Linked DNA regions of Homo sapiens: all the other regions are linked to region 2. Evidence: chromatin contacts called from ENCODE Hi-C or POLR2A ChIA-PET data. All regions are on one chromosome and are shown on one strand. Each heading gives the region's core, a stretch centred on a gene start or an enhancer-like site at or near the end of the contact. The rest is flanking DNA. Distances are from core to core; before and after follow the strand shown. Region 1 holds the start of SWAP70 (switching B cell complex subunit SWAP70). Region 2 has its middle 38 kb from the start of WEE1. Region 3 overlaps SWAP70 (switching B cell complex subunit SWAP70).

Evidence for each region. A loop is a pair of places that touch in the nucleus more often than their neighbours do. ChIA-PET counts read pairs that join two places held with the same protein, here RNA polymerase II (POLR2A). Pooled maps may share reads with other maps.
Region 1: a map of esophagus muscularis mucosa shows a loop between it and region 2 (5-fold over the local background). The contact joins the promoter of SWAP70 here to the enhancer-like site in region 2. A Hi-C loop is called at or near these places in 1 of 168 maps with a recorded cell type or tissue (esophagus muscularis mucosa), 1 of 37 single-sample maps with no recorded cell type and 8 of 50 pooled maps. POLR2A ChIA-PET finds 5 or more read pairs at or near these places in 4 of 52 experiments (A549, AG04450, H1 and 1 more).
Region 3: a loop to region 2 is called in a pooled map, with 2.5 times the contacts of the local background. The contact joins two enhancer-like sites. A Hi-C loop is called at or near these places in 3 of 50 pooled maps. POLR2A ChIA-PET finds 5 or more read pairs at or near these places in 3 of 52 experiments (A549, H1 and OCI-LY7).

Annotation. Positions count from the first base shown.
Region 1 is chr11:9,660,782-9,665,679 of GRCh38, forward strand. It overlaps SWAP70 (switching B cell complex subunit SWAP70), which reads left to right and starts at 3,296. Exons shown (of 12, transcript NM_015055.4): 1 at 3,296-3,497. The coding sequence starts at 3,399. It also overlaps the pseudogene RPL21P97. RefSeq lists enhancers at 2,474-2,673, 3,784-3,903 and a silencer at 3,144-3,643.
Region 2 is chr11:9,533,292-9,538,063 of GRCh38, forward strand. No RefSeq gene overlaps it. Among named protein-coding and RNA genes, the nearest start is that of WEE1, 38 kb to the right of the region's middle. Within about 2 kb of position 2,025, at least 7 of the 41 ENCODE cell types and tissues checked have a DNase peak (open chromatin) inside an H3K27ac peak, as active enhancers do.
Region 3 is chr11:9,686,555-9,691,232 of GRCh38, forward strand. All of the region lies in intron 1 of SWAP70 (switching B cell complex subunit SWAP70), which reads left to right. Among named protein-coding and RNA genes, the nearest start is that of SWAP70, 25 kb to the left of the region's middle. Within about 2 kb of position 2,582, at least 18 of the 41 ENCODE cell types and tissues checked have a DNase peak (open chromatin) inside an H3K27ac peak, as active enhancers do.

The DNA of each region.
Region 1 (4,898 bases), core at 2,046-4,545, 130 kb after region 2:
AAAGAAAGACGCCAAAGAGAAAGGTACCTGGGTTCAACTAAAGCGCCAGCCTGCTCCACCCAGAGAAGCACACTTTGTGAGAACCAACGGGAAGCAGCCTGAGCTGCTGGAACCTATTTCCTATGAATTCATGGCATAATAGGTGTTAAAAAAAAAAATAAAGGACCTCTGGGCTGTAAAAAAAAAAAAAAAAATTAAAAAAAGAAAAAAGAAGTGTTGCAAAATAAATATTAGCATTCTCATTTTACATATGAGGAAATGAAGCCTTATATTTACTCATAGATGAGTCAATGGGGAAGCCCGGATTCTTCCCGACATCTGTGTGGTAGCCATCTTCCAAGATGACCCCCATGATTCTTGCCCATTGGTACTCATATCCTTTTGTAGTTTCCCTCCCAAATCAAATAGATTTGACCTGAGCAATCAGTAGAGCATTGCAGAAATGATGGTGAATGACTTTTGATGGTGGATCGTAAGAGACATTGCAACTTCCATCTTTCTCTTTCTTGAATCAATTGAAAGCCAGCTGACGTGTTGTAAGGATACTCAAGCAGCCTGAGGACAGGCCCATATACAGAGGAACTGAGGCCTTCTGTAAACGACCCATCCATGTGAGTGAACCACCTTGGAAATAGATTTTCCAGCATCAGCCTAGCCTTCAAATGACTACAGCCCTATATTTTACTGCAACCTCCTGAGACACTTCAAGCCAGAACTATAGAGCTAAGTGGCTTCTAAATTCCTGACTTACAGAAAATATGAAATAATGTTTACTATAGTTTTAAGCTGCTAAATTTTGGGTTAATTGGTTACACAGCATTAGATTAATATAATCTGTTAGATTCTGAAGCACAACTCTTTACTTTTCTTTCTTTCTTATTTTCAATTTTTTTGTGGAGACGGGGTTTTGCTACATTGCCCAGGCTGGTCTTGAACTCCTGGCCTCAAGCAATCCTCCCACCCCAGTCTCTCAAAGTGTTGGGATTACAGGCAGGAGCCACTGCACCCAGGAAAAGCACAGCGCTTTCTATGACATCATGCTACTTTAAAATTTGTTTGGATAGGAAGGGCATGGTGGCTCACGCCTGTAATCCCAGCACTTTGGGAGGCCAAGGAGGGCAGCTCACTTGAGGCTGGGAGTTTGAGACCAACCTGGCCAACATGGCGAAACCCCATCTCTACTAAAAATAAAAAAATTAGCCGGGCGTGGTGGCTGGCGCCTGTAATCCCAGCTACTTGGGAGGTTGAGGCAGGAGAATCGCTTGAACCCGGGAGGCGGAGGTTGCAGTGAGCTGAGATCATACCGTTGCACTCCAGCCTGGGCAACAGAGTGAGACTCTGTCTCAAAAAAAAAAGAAAAGAAAAAAAAAGAAAAAAAATGCGTTTGGATTGTATGAATGAGGATGATGGGAGAAGTAGGAATTTGGAAGTCCACAATGTCCTGGTCTTGTCATAAAAAAAAGGCTTTGAAATATGTTTGGTACTTCCAGATACTGAGAGAGAAGAAGGGTCATATAGTGGTTAAACTGAACCTTGAGAATTAGGAGGTTTTCTTCGTTTCTTTTTTCTTCTTCTTCTTTTTTTTTTTTTTTTGCTACTCAGGGTAAGCTGACTTCGCATGAATAAATCAGAGGTTAAACCATGTGGTTTTGCTGACTGGCAGACTTGGGCTGGAAATGGGGAAGATAAATGATAGAAATTGGATTCTGGTAGGGCAAGAAAAGTCCTGACAAATGGTGATGAAATGGGGTAGAACCTTCAGGACAGTCACAGTGAGGGGCTGGCCACCCTTTTGCTCCTGCCCCTTCTTTCGTCAGTGGGGCCATCCTCTCCTCTTCCCCACCAGTTCCTTTTTGATCTCAAACTCACTGAAGAGGCTCCTTCTTGTTCTTCTCTTTCCAAATATCCCTTTCTTATGAAGATCTTTTCCTTTCTTAATAAGGCAAACATGTGCATTAAGGAACTTAAAAAAGCAAAACAAAACCAAACTTCATCTGAGAACCACCTCATTTTAAAAACTCTTGGTGTTTATTGTTCTCTCCAATTAGTCCAGGATTGGAGAGGAGAGGTACTGAGCCTGGCGATTTAATCAGACCTTAGTTAACCGGCAATAGTTATTATCCTAGGATGCTAGTACTGCAAGAACCCTTCCAGAACATCTGGTGCAACCCTGCTCTTTTTATACGGGATAATTTGAAGCCCAAAGAGATCAAGTGACCATTGTGACCACCGCGAACAGATATTAATTCAACAGCTGCAATCGAATACTTTTTTTTTTTTTTTTGAGACGGAGTTTCACTCTTGTTGCCCAGGCTGGAGTGCAATGGCGCGATCTTGGTTCACTGCAACCTCCGCCTACCGGGTTCAAGCGATTCTCCTGCCTCAGCCTCCCGAGTAGCTGAGATTACAGGCATGTGCCACCACGCCCGGCTAATTTTGTATTTTTAGTAGAGACGGGGTTTCTTCATGTTGGTCAGGCTGGTCTCGAACCCCCGACCTCAGGTGATCCGCCCGCCTTGGCCTCCCAAAGGGCTGGGATTACAGGCGTGAGCCACCACGCCTGGCCGAATACGTTCTTTTAAATGGTCCATCTCTTTGGATTAGTAAAATGGGTGGAGTGATTTGGAATTGGCCCAGATCTCCTATTCTGCAAGCAGAGAAACACTACAGAGAGGTATTACCCAGGTCAAACCCCTCCTAAGATGTGAATTGAACAACAGCTAGGCGTTAGGAAGAAAATGCTGCCTGACCCTGACTTCTAAACTCCCCTTAAACGTCGTCGCTGTGTCCCTAGAACCCAAGATAGAGTATGCATGAATAAACTTTTGCGAAATGAACCAACAAACTTCCCTCGAGGTCCTTCCTGCCTCCCCGCCGCCCTGCATCTCCCCGACTTGGGACTGCGCTATCATTTCAGTCCTGGTCTGGGGACTTTTCGGGGTCTTCTCTGGCCTTCTCAGACAGTGACTCCGTTCCCAGGACAGGACCAGGGATCCCTTTTTCACTGCGGGGCGCTGGGAGGAGGCGGGTAGGCTGCTCACCTAATCTCTCGGGTTTTTCCTCAAGACGCGGTCATTTGTGTGAGGTGTTGTACTCGAGCACCCAAAATGGCCCGAACTGGTCTGGGAAACATTAGGGAGATGTGTTTACCGTCCTGGCTGACACTGAAGGCCAAGCATTCTTGCCACCAGGCGTGGCTTGACTCGCAGAACCCACACTCTGGCGGCTGTGGGCGCGGCACTGGACCGGCGCCGGCAGCAGGGCGGGGCCTGGCGGGGGCGGGGCCTGGCGGGTCAGGTGACTGCGCGGCGGGCTGTGGCTGCGGAGGTTGAGGGGCGTCCGAGGCGCGGAGGGGCTGGCTGGGCAGGAGGGGTTGGCGGGGCAGCAGGGCCGCGGCCATGGGGAGCTTGAAGGAGGAGCTGCTCAAAGCCATCTGGCACGCCTTCACCGCACTCGACCAGGACCACAGCGGCAAGGTCTCCAAGTCCCAGCTCAAGGTGGGCGCCTCCTGACCCGGCCCCCCACCCGACCCTCCCCGGCGCGCTCTGTACTTCCCTTGGGTGGAAGCGGGACCTGGCGGGCCGTGACCGCAGGGCGGGGCGGGTCGGAATGCGCCCGGTAGGCCCGCTTGGGGCGGAGTGGGTCTGAGACCGGGATTTGGTGTTTACTGCCTCCCCCTTGCCTTCGGGCCATGCCCTCGGTTGGATGTGTTAGTTCCCGCGGGTCTCCCAGGGACTGGGAAGGGTGGCGGGCATAAGGCTGGGGTGAAGTCTGGAGGGCCAAGTGTGATTCCTTCTTGGCGTTGGAGAGCGGGGGGCAGAAAGTGGATTCTGAGGCGGCAATGGGAAGCTCCCTTACACAGCCTTCCCAGAATTTTCCTCTTACTCCAGGAGAGGAAGGGACTTGCCCAAGGTCGCTGGGCAGAACCTTCTGCAGCCCACAGCCCCACACCAGGACAGTCCTCAAAACGGCTAGCTGCCCCGGAGGCGACAGGGCAGTCCGGAGACGCAGAAATGCCCCGAAGCCCGGCCTCCAGGGTCCTTCTCCTTTGGGAGGCTTTTTGACTTGGGAAGACCTTCCGCCCAGCGTCTTTTAAGTTTGGAACTAGTGGACGGGGTGTACTGTGTCCCACAGGGACCTTAGTTCCGGGTGAGGAGCGCTGATCTTTCTGGCACCCTGCAAAAGCGACTGCTTTTTCAGAGTCGTTATTGTGACTGCCGGAGACCCTAGAGTATAGGGTATAAATAAAGGGATGCTTGTAAATTGAGTAACCCCAAGCAGCGAAATTGGCATTAAGCCAGCAGAAATTGGCAGCTTCTTCAAAGTAAAAAAATATAGAAACAGACAAGAAAAGCTATTCATAGGCATTTAAAAATATACATATTTTAGATCCGAATGTCCGGTTTTCTTAGCCCCTTCTGGGAATAAATTCTGAAGATTGGGTTTGTTTTGTATATTTTTGTACAGTAATCCCGTTCTTCTGAGTAGTGGCTTTTATGCCAGTAGGACTTAACATTCTCCTTGTCTTCCTTTTGCCTCTCCTTTCTTTTTCTCACTGATAGAATCATAGTCTGGAAGGGTCCATGGAGATCATCCACGTAATTTTTATTTTACTTCATTTTTAAATATTAACATACAGTAAAATTGACTTTTGGTGTACAGTTCTATAAATTTCAACATATGTATAGATTTATATAACTATCACCACAACCATGGCTTCCTCAGTTCCATCATCCTAAAAAACTCCCTGATGTTGCCCTGCCTCCACCCCAACTGTCGGCAACCATTGATCTTTCCTAATTGCTATAGTTTTACCTTTTCCGAAGTGCCATGTAAATGGAGTCATATAGTTTGTAACTGTTGAAACTGATTTCTTTTACCCAGCATAATGCCTTAGA
Region 2 (4,772 bases), core at 775-3,274:
GATTATGTAGCCTGTCCTGCTGAGGCGTGCGCTTCTATTAGCCCTTCTGTTTTTGCTGCAGATGTGTGACCTGTGTTTTGGGAATATATTATCTCTTGTTAGATTATGGGCTCCTTTAAGACAGCTGGGGATTTAAATTTCCCGGTAACTCCTGGAGGTCTTGCAGAGTAGCAGGGCACCTCTAGCTGTTCCCTCCAGTTCCAAACTCACGTGGCTTGAGATGTACAGAGAGATTCCTCAATTCTCCATGCAGGAGTTTCGTTTTGCTTCTAGAGCACGGCTAAACTGCAAGGACAGAAAATCTTGCTGAGAATGAAGAATGCTCAAAATTCAGGATAATTGCATGAATAGTTAAAATTGCCTGGCAAAAGCTTTTTCTGCTCACTTTTCTGCATTCAGACTGTGAAACAAAAATAGAATCTTGGGACCTCAAATTCACTAGGCCAAAGCTTGGGAACTGAGTCATGCAAACAAAAAAGCAAAAATAAAACAAAAATACGGCCTTTCTTTTGTTCCCAAAGAGCTGTAATTTCACATGCTCACCTTATCTTATAAAAAATGTAGATTGACTGAGCATGAGACTAATGCATAATTGACTTTTCCTCTACCCCTTTCTTTTTACATGTAAAACATAGACTCACTGAACTCTAACCGGAGCCTCACAAGAATGTAACCACTTGCCTCATTGCCTACCCACCCTCCTTTTTTTTTTTTCCCTTCCCCTCCTGCTTGCCCTTTCCTCTGTGAAAGGAAAATAAAAACTTGGGACCCTAATTTCACTATGCCAAAAGAAAAATATTAAGCTGAAAGCTGAATTATCCAAGAAGTTACTTTTCCTTTTGTTCCTAAGCAAGTAGCTACAGATAAAAAGTTAAGTATCTCCACAGAGCTACTCTATGTTCACCTTAGCTGCTACAAAGATGAATATATAATTGACTATTCCCCTACCTGCTCCTTTTCTCTTGCAACATGTGGATTCAGTCATGTGACCATACCCTCCGTCTTTCCCCTCCAGCCTGCTTTTCCCACTTTTAAATATTGAAGCCCTCAAAACCATATTTGGAGAAAGGCACAGACCTGTCTCCCAAGTGCACGTCCTTAACGCTGGCAACATAAATTTCTAAATTAATTGTTACCTATCTCAGATACTTTTTGGTTTACACCTCTTGAAATATTGAAGTTCCCCAAATCCTCTTTGGAAAAACACGGGTCACAGATCGTATTGTGACTTGGGTTTCTTTTTCCCAGGCACGTCCTCAGCCTTGGCAAAATAAACTTTGAATCAGTTGAGATCTGCCATGGTCATGTTTTGGTTTACAAGATGAAAGAAAATGAGATTCCAGCTCTAATGTCAATTCCAGATTTCTTCCCACTTTGCCTCACTGCTGCAGGGGTTCCCTGGCACGCACAGGTCACAGCACACAGAAGCCCCCCACAAGCCTAATCACTAATCTGCCCCAAAGCCCCCCAGCCTAGGAAAGGGATGTGGAAAACAGCTCTAATCTGGGTGCAGACTCAGTGCCAGTGCCCTTCACACAAATTCTGCAAATTCTAAAGAAAACCCAAAGTGGTAAAAAAAAAAAAAAAAAAAATCTCTGCTGCCCCAAGGGGTTTGGCTTATCTTTTTAAATAGGAAATCTTTACTCCAAGCCAGTGACAGGGCTTTTGTGCTGATGAGGGCCCTAGGAGCACAGTAGGTCCCGCTTGAGGGCAGCTCCCACACTCACCTGATGTTTTATTCAGCTAAAACTCATTAGGCATGTTTCCCCACTGCCTTAGGGCTTTTCTAATATCCTGAAATTGCTTCATGTTCTTTTAACCGAAAAAGCAGGGGCAACAGAAAAATGGGAGCGCTTCTTTTTTTTTTTACAAAGGTGGGCTTCACTGTTGGAAAGCTGGTGGAACCTTTGGGTATTTCAAAGCCAAAAAGAAAAGCAGCTGGTTAATGAATTAAAGGCAGGATGGTGGGCCTTGGGGTCCACCACCAGCAGGAGGCGCTGTGGAGGTCCAGGGAGCAATCCATCTGCTTGCTTCACCATTTCCTTCTGGGACAAATGAGCCAGCTGTGCCTTGATGGGGGCAGTCAAAACAAGGCAAGTGATGAGAAGAACCCTGACAGCCTCAGGCCATTGGGACATCACTAAAGAGGAAATGCCCTCACCAGACTAGTTTTGTCTCCTTGCACAATCTGGCAGCCTCTTTTGGTTTTATAGCCAGTGTTGACCAAGATGATACTTCCAGGAGTAGCTCAGATTTGGCTTCCTGAGACGCCAGTTGCAATCCTGTGACAAGAAGGTGCTGAGAACTAATCATTCTCACACAGGCACTTCCAGGGCAAATCTCTGCCAGGCCTAAGGAGTCTCCGGCCCCAGCCACTCATTCCTAGCAACATTCCACACTCTTTGTTTTGTTTTTGAGATGGAGTCTCGCTGTGTTGCCCAGGCTGGAAGTGCAGTGGCACGATCTCGGCTCACTGTAACCTCTGCCTCCCAGGTTCCAGCAATTCTCCTGCCTCAGCCTCCTGAGTAGCTGGGAATACAGGCATGTGCCACCACGCCCAGCTAATTTTTGTATTATTCGTAGAGATGGGGCTTCACCGTGTTGGCCAGGCTGGTCTTGAACTCCTGACCTCAGGTGATCCACCTGCCTCAGCCTCCCAAAGTGCTGGGATTACAGGCATGAGCCACCAGTCCCGGTCTTTTTTTTTTTTTCTGTTTGTTTTTGAGATGGAGTTTCGCTCCTGTTGCCCAGGCTGGAGTACAGTGGCACGATCTCGGCTCACTGCAACCTCCGCCTCCTGGGTTCAAGCGATTCTCCTGCCTCAGCCTCCTGAGTAGCTAGGACTATAGGCGCCTGCCACCATGACCCCCTAATTTTTTGTATTTTTAGTAGAGACAGGGTTTCACCATGTTGGCTAGGCTGTCTCGAACTCCTGACCTCAGGTGATCCACCTGCCTCGGCCTCCCAAAGTGCTGGGATTACAGGCATGAGCCACTGCACCCGGCCCATTCCACACTCTTAAACCCAGTCTTAAGGTGAGGCCAGGCTGCTGCCGTATTTGCCGTTCTGCATGCCTTCTACAGTCTTAGGAGAAGGTCTACATGGTCACCTTCCTTCATCCCCACAGGGAAAGTCACTTGCTCATCCACAGGCAGAGCCCTGTCCAGGGCTCCAGTGTCAACCATGACTGGAGACAATAGGCTGTCAATAGATTCTATCCCAAGTTCTTGGACAAGAAATTTTGGAATAAATGCCAAACTTATAGGATAAATGCCAAATTCTTGTCCAAGAACTTGGGATAGAAGCCCCATTGCTGCCCTGCCCTTGGACCCAAGTCTAATAAGTGGGCTCTGACATTGTTCTTGAGGATTGACTCTGCCTTGATCACCTCTCCTGGCCCCCAGACTTGCTAAACTGTGGCTATGTTTATCCCAGCAAAACTCCACAGGACTCAGAGTTACTGAAATCCAGCCTGGTAGCAAGGGGTCTTATTCAAGGGGTCTTATTCCTACCATGACTCCTCTCTCCTCCTGCCCCTGAATTCTCTACCCTTCAGAGGAGCTTTTTTTTGTTTGTTTTATTTTATTTTATTTTAATCCTATGACACTACTTTTTTGCCTGATTGCCACTGTTAATTTTTATTTTTATTTGAGACAGGCTGGGGTGCAGTGGTGCAATCTCTGCTCACTGCAACCTTTGCCTCCTGGGTTCAAGTGATTCTTATGCCTCAACCTCCCGAGTAGCTGGAACTACAGGCGTGCGCCACCATGCCCGGCTAATTTTTGTATTTTTAGTAGAGACGAGGTTTTGCCGTGTTGGCCAGACTGGTCTCAAACTCCTGGCCTCAAGTGATCTTCCCACCTTGGCCTCTCAAAGTGTTGGGATTACAGGCGTGAGCCACCGTGCCTGGCCTGCCGCTGTTGACTATGTCTTCAGATACACAGTGTTGCATGAGGGACCAATAAATCACAGGAAAGATATAGAAATGGCAGTTTAAACATATCAAAAAATGCATAACCTCACTTATAATAAGATAAATTAATATTAAAACTATACCAAAATTATTTCAAAAAGTTTTTTAAAGTTTAAAAAACCTATACTGGGCTGGCTGCAGTGGCTCACGCCTGTAATCCCAGCACTTTGGGAGGCCAAGGTGGGCAGATCACGAGGTCAGGAGATCGAGACCATCCTGGCTAACACGGTGAAACCCTGTCTCTACTAAAAATACAAAAAAATTAGTCGGGCGTGGTGGCAGGTGCCTGTAGTCCCAGCTACTCGGGAGGCTGAGGCAGGAGAATGGCATGAACCTGGGAGGTGGAGCTTGCAGTGAGCCGAGATGGTGCCACTGCACTCCAGCCTGGGTGACAAAGCGAGACTCCATCTCAAAAAAAAAAAAAAAAGAAAAAAGAAAAAACTTATATGAAATCCCATTTTTCACCCATAGAATCGGTAAATATCAAAAAAGTTGATAATGTTGTTGGCAAAGATGCAGGAAAATAGGTTTTTGTTTTGTTTTGTTTTTTTGAGACAGTTTATTGCCCAGGTTGGAGTGCAGTGGTGCGATCACGGCTCCCTGCAGCCTCAACCTCCCAAGTTCAAGTGATTTCCCCACCTCATCCTCCTGAGTGGCTGGGACTATAGGTACAAACAACCACACCCAACTGATTTTTAAATTTTCTTTTTTTTTTTTTTTTTTTAGACGGAATCTCGCTCTGTTGCCCAGGCTGGAGTGCAGTGGTGCAATCTCCACTCACTGCAACCTCCACTTCCCA
Region 3 (4,678 bases), core at 1,332-3,831, 150 kb after region 2:
CCCAGGCTGGTCTTGAACTCCTGGGCTCAAGTGATCCTCCTCCCTTGGCCTCCCTCAGTGCTGGGATTACAGGTGAGAGCCACTGTGCCTGGCCTGTAGTCTCTTCTTAAGCATTGTGTTAGGGTCATCTTTCTGTATAAATGCATATAGATACAGACACCATCCTTTATAATGACTGTGAACTCTTTCATTGTGTTGATGCATCATGCTTTATTTAACCATTTCCTATTCACAGGTATTTGAGATGTTTTAAATGTTTTTAACCCAGGATACTGCTATACATTGTACAATGCGTAGGTTACCTGCCCTGTCCCCCAAACAAATAATTATTCAGCCAAAAATGTCAGTAGTACTGAAGTTGAGAAAAACCTGCTCTGTACCTTCTGCAGTGTTGGATATTGGTAGTCTTTACTCCCTTATATCTCCTCAAACACCAGGTATTACTTAGGCAAAAAGTAGTAGCTCTTTTAATGTGCATTCTTTTGATTACTAGCAAGATTAAGCATCTTTTCCTATATTTTATTTGCCTATTTTTGAAGTAAAAGGTGAGGTTTAATCTTTAGTTACATGATACTGCAAGCTACGCAATTCCGTGTAGAAATAAGGAACCCATTCAGAGGACAAGGTTCATACAGTATGTACAATTTGGAACTGCTCAAATATAGTTTCCTTGTAAAAAAGTATCACAATAACCATATTTAAAGGCATTCTTAGTAGAGAAACAGTAAGAAAAGTTATACCAAATATAATACACAACAAACAACATTATGCCTTAGCCATACAATCCAAAAGTTAAAGGTCCCAGGAGTTCCACCTGAACTTGAAAGGTATCCTCTATTTATTAGTGATTAGTTTCTTTTGTGAATTTTCTATTCGTGTCCACAAGAATGATTTGAATATTGGAGCTATTTGCCTTTTTTGTTTTTTTATGGTTTCTTTCTTTTTAAAAGAAAATATAAGCATTTTTCTGTGGTCAAATTTACCAGTATTTTCTGTTTAGTTTCTGAAGAGGGGTAAGTTGGTAAGTTATCCAAAATAACTTTAAAAAGGTGGTTCAGTTAGAGTGTAATCCAGTGCCATCCATGCTGTATGACATCAGTGGCATATATTCTGTGGACAGCATTCCAACAGATGACTTTGAGTTACTTTTCCTTAATCTGTCTGTAAGTGTTCTGCTCTTACTGAATCTTCGCTTAGCCCTATGCTAGTCACTGAAGGATGCAGAAGGAAAATATTTATTTCCTCCCTTCAATAAGGGAGGATATTTGATAAGTTAGATATTTGAGATACCATTAGTATCTGAAACAGAACATAGTTAAATGCTGAATAGGAGTTCATGGGGCAGGGTGGTAATCCATAAAGATTTCCTAGAGTTTATGAATGACCCAATCTTGAAGGATGTGACTAGGCAGAAGAGAAATGTTTCCAGCACAGGGCATCACTGTGGGACAGAGAGCTAAGAGATTTGAGTTCTAGTCCCTACTTTGTTGCTAATTATTGTGTGACTTAGGCCAAGTCTCAGGCCACAGTCTTTTTATCTGTGAAGTGAGGAGATAGAAATAGTATATTTTCTAAGATTATTGTTAATATTAAAGTATCACGGCTTTAGTGTTAAGAGAATTTTTAGAAAGAATTCACTTAGCAGTTATTGAAAGTCTTCTGGATTCTGGGCAGCATGCCAGGTGCCATGGGCATGCAATGTTGTATAAGATATGGGCCTTTCAGAAATGTACAGTCTTACAGGAGAGAGAAATCATGTGTGGTAGTTAGCACAAGAGGTACTGCTTGGGAAACAGAGTGAAGAAAGATCATCTTGGTTTGGGTGGTGAAGGCTTCAGAAAGAGATGCCATTTTTGTTAGGCAGGAAAGGAGGTAGGGGTAAATTGAGCAAGGGCCCAGGGGAGAAAGGGATGTGGTACAAGTTGCCTGGGATGCAGTTAGTAAGCTTATTTGGCTGGATTTATATGGTTGGTGCAGAGGGTGGGAAGAAATAAGGAAGGTGAAGTGGGCTGGCCTGTGGAGTGACTTAAATATACAACTCACATATTTCCTTAGCTTTTACTTCTGTAGTCTTCTGATGATTTTTAGGCAGGGGGATAACGTGATGTTAGTGGTACTTGAAGATTTGGTGTAAGTGTCTAGGATGGTAACTGATTGTACTTAGGGATTGAGAGCAATGTGAACAATGACTTTGAGATTTTTGAGGCTGGTTAGATTAAAGGTAAGAGGAAACAAGCAAGACTTAAGCAGTGACAAGCAGGATGAAAAGATGTTTGGAAGGGGAAAATGAGTCCATGCGGGAATGGGCAGGACTTAGAGTAGACAATGCTTTTAAGGCAGGGCATAGCTGTGGTAGGAAATTGGTCATGCTGGTCCATTGTTAGGAAGAATTTTCTGGTAATTTGCCATTGGCTTGAAATTTTATAAATCAGACAGGAATTTTAATGTTTTAAAAAAAGATTGCCCATTATGAGTTATAAGTCTATAATTGTGTCAGTTCAGATAAGTCTTTTGGAATAGAAATCTGCCCCCACTCCGCTTTTTTTTCAGTGTTGAATCTTGCCCATTACGCACATCCTGTAAAGGGAAACAGTGTGTTACTGGGTGGCACGTTTTAAATAACTTTTTAGAATCTCTACGTCTTTGGAGAAAGGAGGGTGAACACTACTTACTCGTGTTAAAACACTGTTCACCATCCTTGATTTCATTTTCATGATGGCTGGAGTAAAATGCTCAAAAGGGGTAAATGGCAAGCAAACCACTGAACAGGAACAGACCACACGAGCAGGGCTCATGCAGTTAATTAGTCATCTTGTCAGCAGAGGCCCTGCAGAGGCAACTGCAGACAGCTATGAGGGAACTGGAGAGATGAGTTTCTGGCATGGATATGGATCTGTTATTGTGGTAACAATAGTTTATTCTTCAGATCAGCAGAATGAGAGCAAAGCTGCTTAGCAATTATGTGGGTGCTGAAAGAATGGCCTTTGGAGGAACAGGCATTTGAAGCGGGATAAATTCAGCTTTTTCAAGAAACTTGCAAACACCCTGATTAGAATGATTTGGGGCAGTCCTTTTACAAATCAAGAACTTGTAGTCCTCTTTCTGATTCTTTTGTCTTAATCTGCTTTTCAGCTTCCTCATCTGGAGAAGGGGTTAGTGCCTCTTAGTGCAGATTCCCCCAGAGGGATAGGGTGCTGGGAGATGAGGGCTCCCAGAGAGAGAACGGTCCCAGACTTCTAGGTATGTGGACTTCCTTGCCACTGGCACTAACTTGGCTCTGCTGAATAGTGCCTGTCATCTCTGTTGGGCCCTGTGGAGCTGATGGGGTGGGGCTGGGGTAGCACCAGCACATCACTAAAATTTAGAAACAACTCACGGGCGTGTCCATCTTTGTATTGGCAGGGCTATCTGTTTTTCCAGAAACAGAGGGAAGGTAGCAAAGCATGGAAAGGACACCAGAGTGGGAGGCTTGGGTCTAATCCCAGTTTTGCTACACGTAAAACTCTGTGATTTGGGACACATCTCCTAATCTCTGACTCAGCCTCTTCGTCTGTAAAATAGCAATAATATCTATTCTCCCTGTGGAGAGGCTAAAACAAATTAATAGATGGTATGAGTCTACTTGAAAAAGCATAAATTGCTGTATAAGTTTATGGAGGAGCTTTTACTTCTTTTTACTAGTTTATATTCCGGCCATCAAAAATTTTATTTCTTGTATATTTTATTTTTATAAAAAGAAAACCTTGGTAAGGTGTAGTCGTTCACGCCTCTAATCCCAGCACGCAGGCCAAGGTGGGTGGATCACTTGAGGTCAGGAGTTTGAGACCAGTCTGGCCAACATGGTGAAACTCTGTCTCTACTAAAAATATAAAAATTAGCTGGGTGTGGTGGCAGGTGCCTGTAATTCCGCTACTTGGGAGGCTGAGGTGGAAAGATTGCTTGAACTTAGGAGGCAGACGTTGCTGAGATCATGCCATTGCACTCCAGCCTGGGTGACAGAGTGAGACTCTGCCTCAAAACAAAAAACAAACAAACAAAAAACCTTGTTGAGACTGGGCATGGTGGCTCATGTGTATAATCCTGGCACTTTGGGAGGCTGAGGTGGGAGGATCACTTGAGCCCAGGAGTTTGAGACCCGCCTGGGCACACATAGTGAGACCCCATCTCTATTTTTAAAAAATACAAATAAATCTTAAAAAAGAAAAAAATACTTGAGATACTGTCTAAGCTTTAAAGAAAGGTTGCTGATAAAAAGTTTTAAAGATAGTACACAATTTTTTCCTCTTTTAGAAATACTGTTTCATTGTTGCTTTATTCAGTTGGTTGTTTTATATATACATATATATTATAATTAATTAATTAATTTTTGAGATGGGACCCCCTCTGTCACCAAGGTTGGAGTGCAGTGGCATGATCATGGCTCAATGCAGCCTCGACCTCCCTAGGCTTAGGTGATCCTCCCACCTCAGCCTCCCATCTCAGCCTCCCAGGTAGCTGGGACTACAGGCATGTGCCACCACATCCAGCTAGCTTTTGTACTTTCTATAGAGATGGGGTTTTGCCATGTTGTCCAGGTTGGTATTGAACTTCTGGGCTCTAGCTATCCTCTTGTTTCAGCCCCCCAGAGTGCTAGGATTATTGGCATAAGCCACCATGCCCAGCCTGTTGTTATATTTTT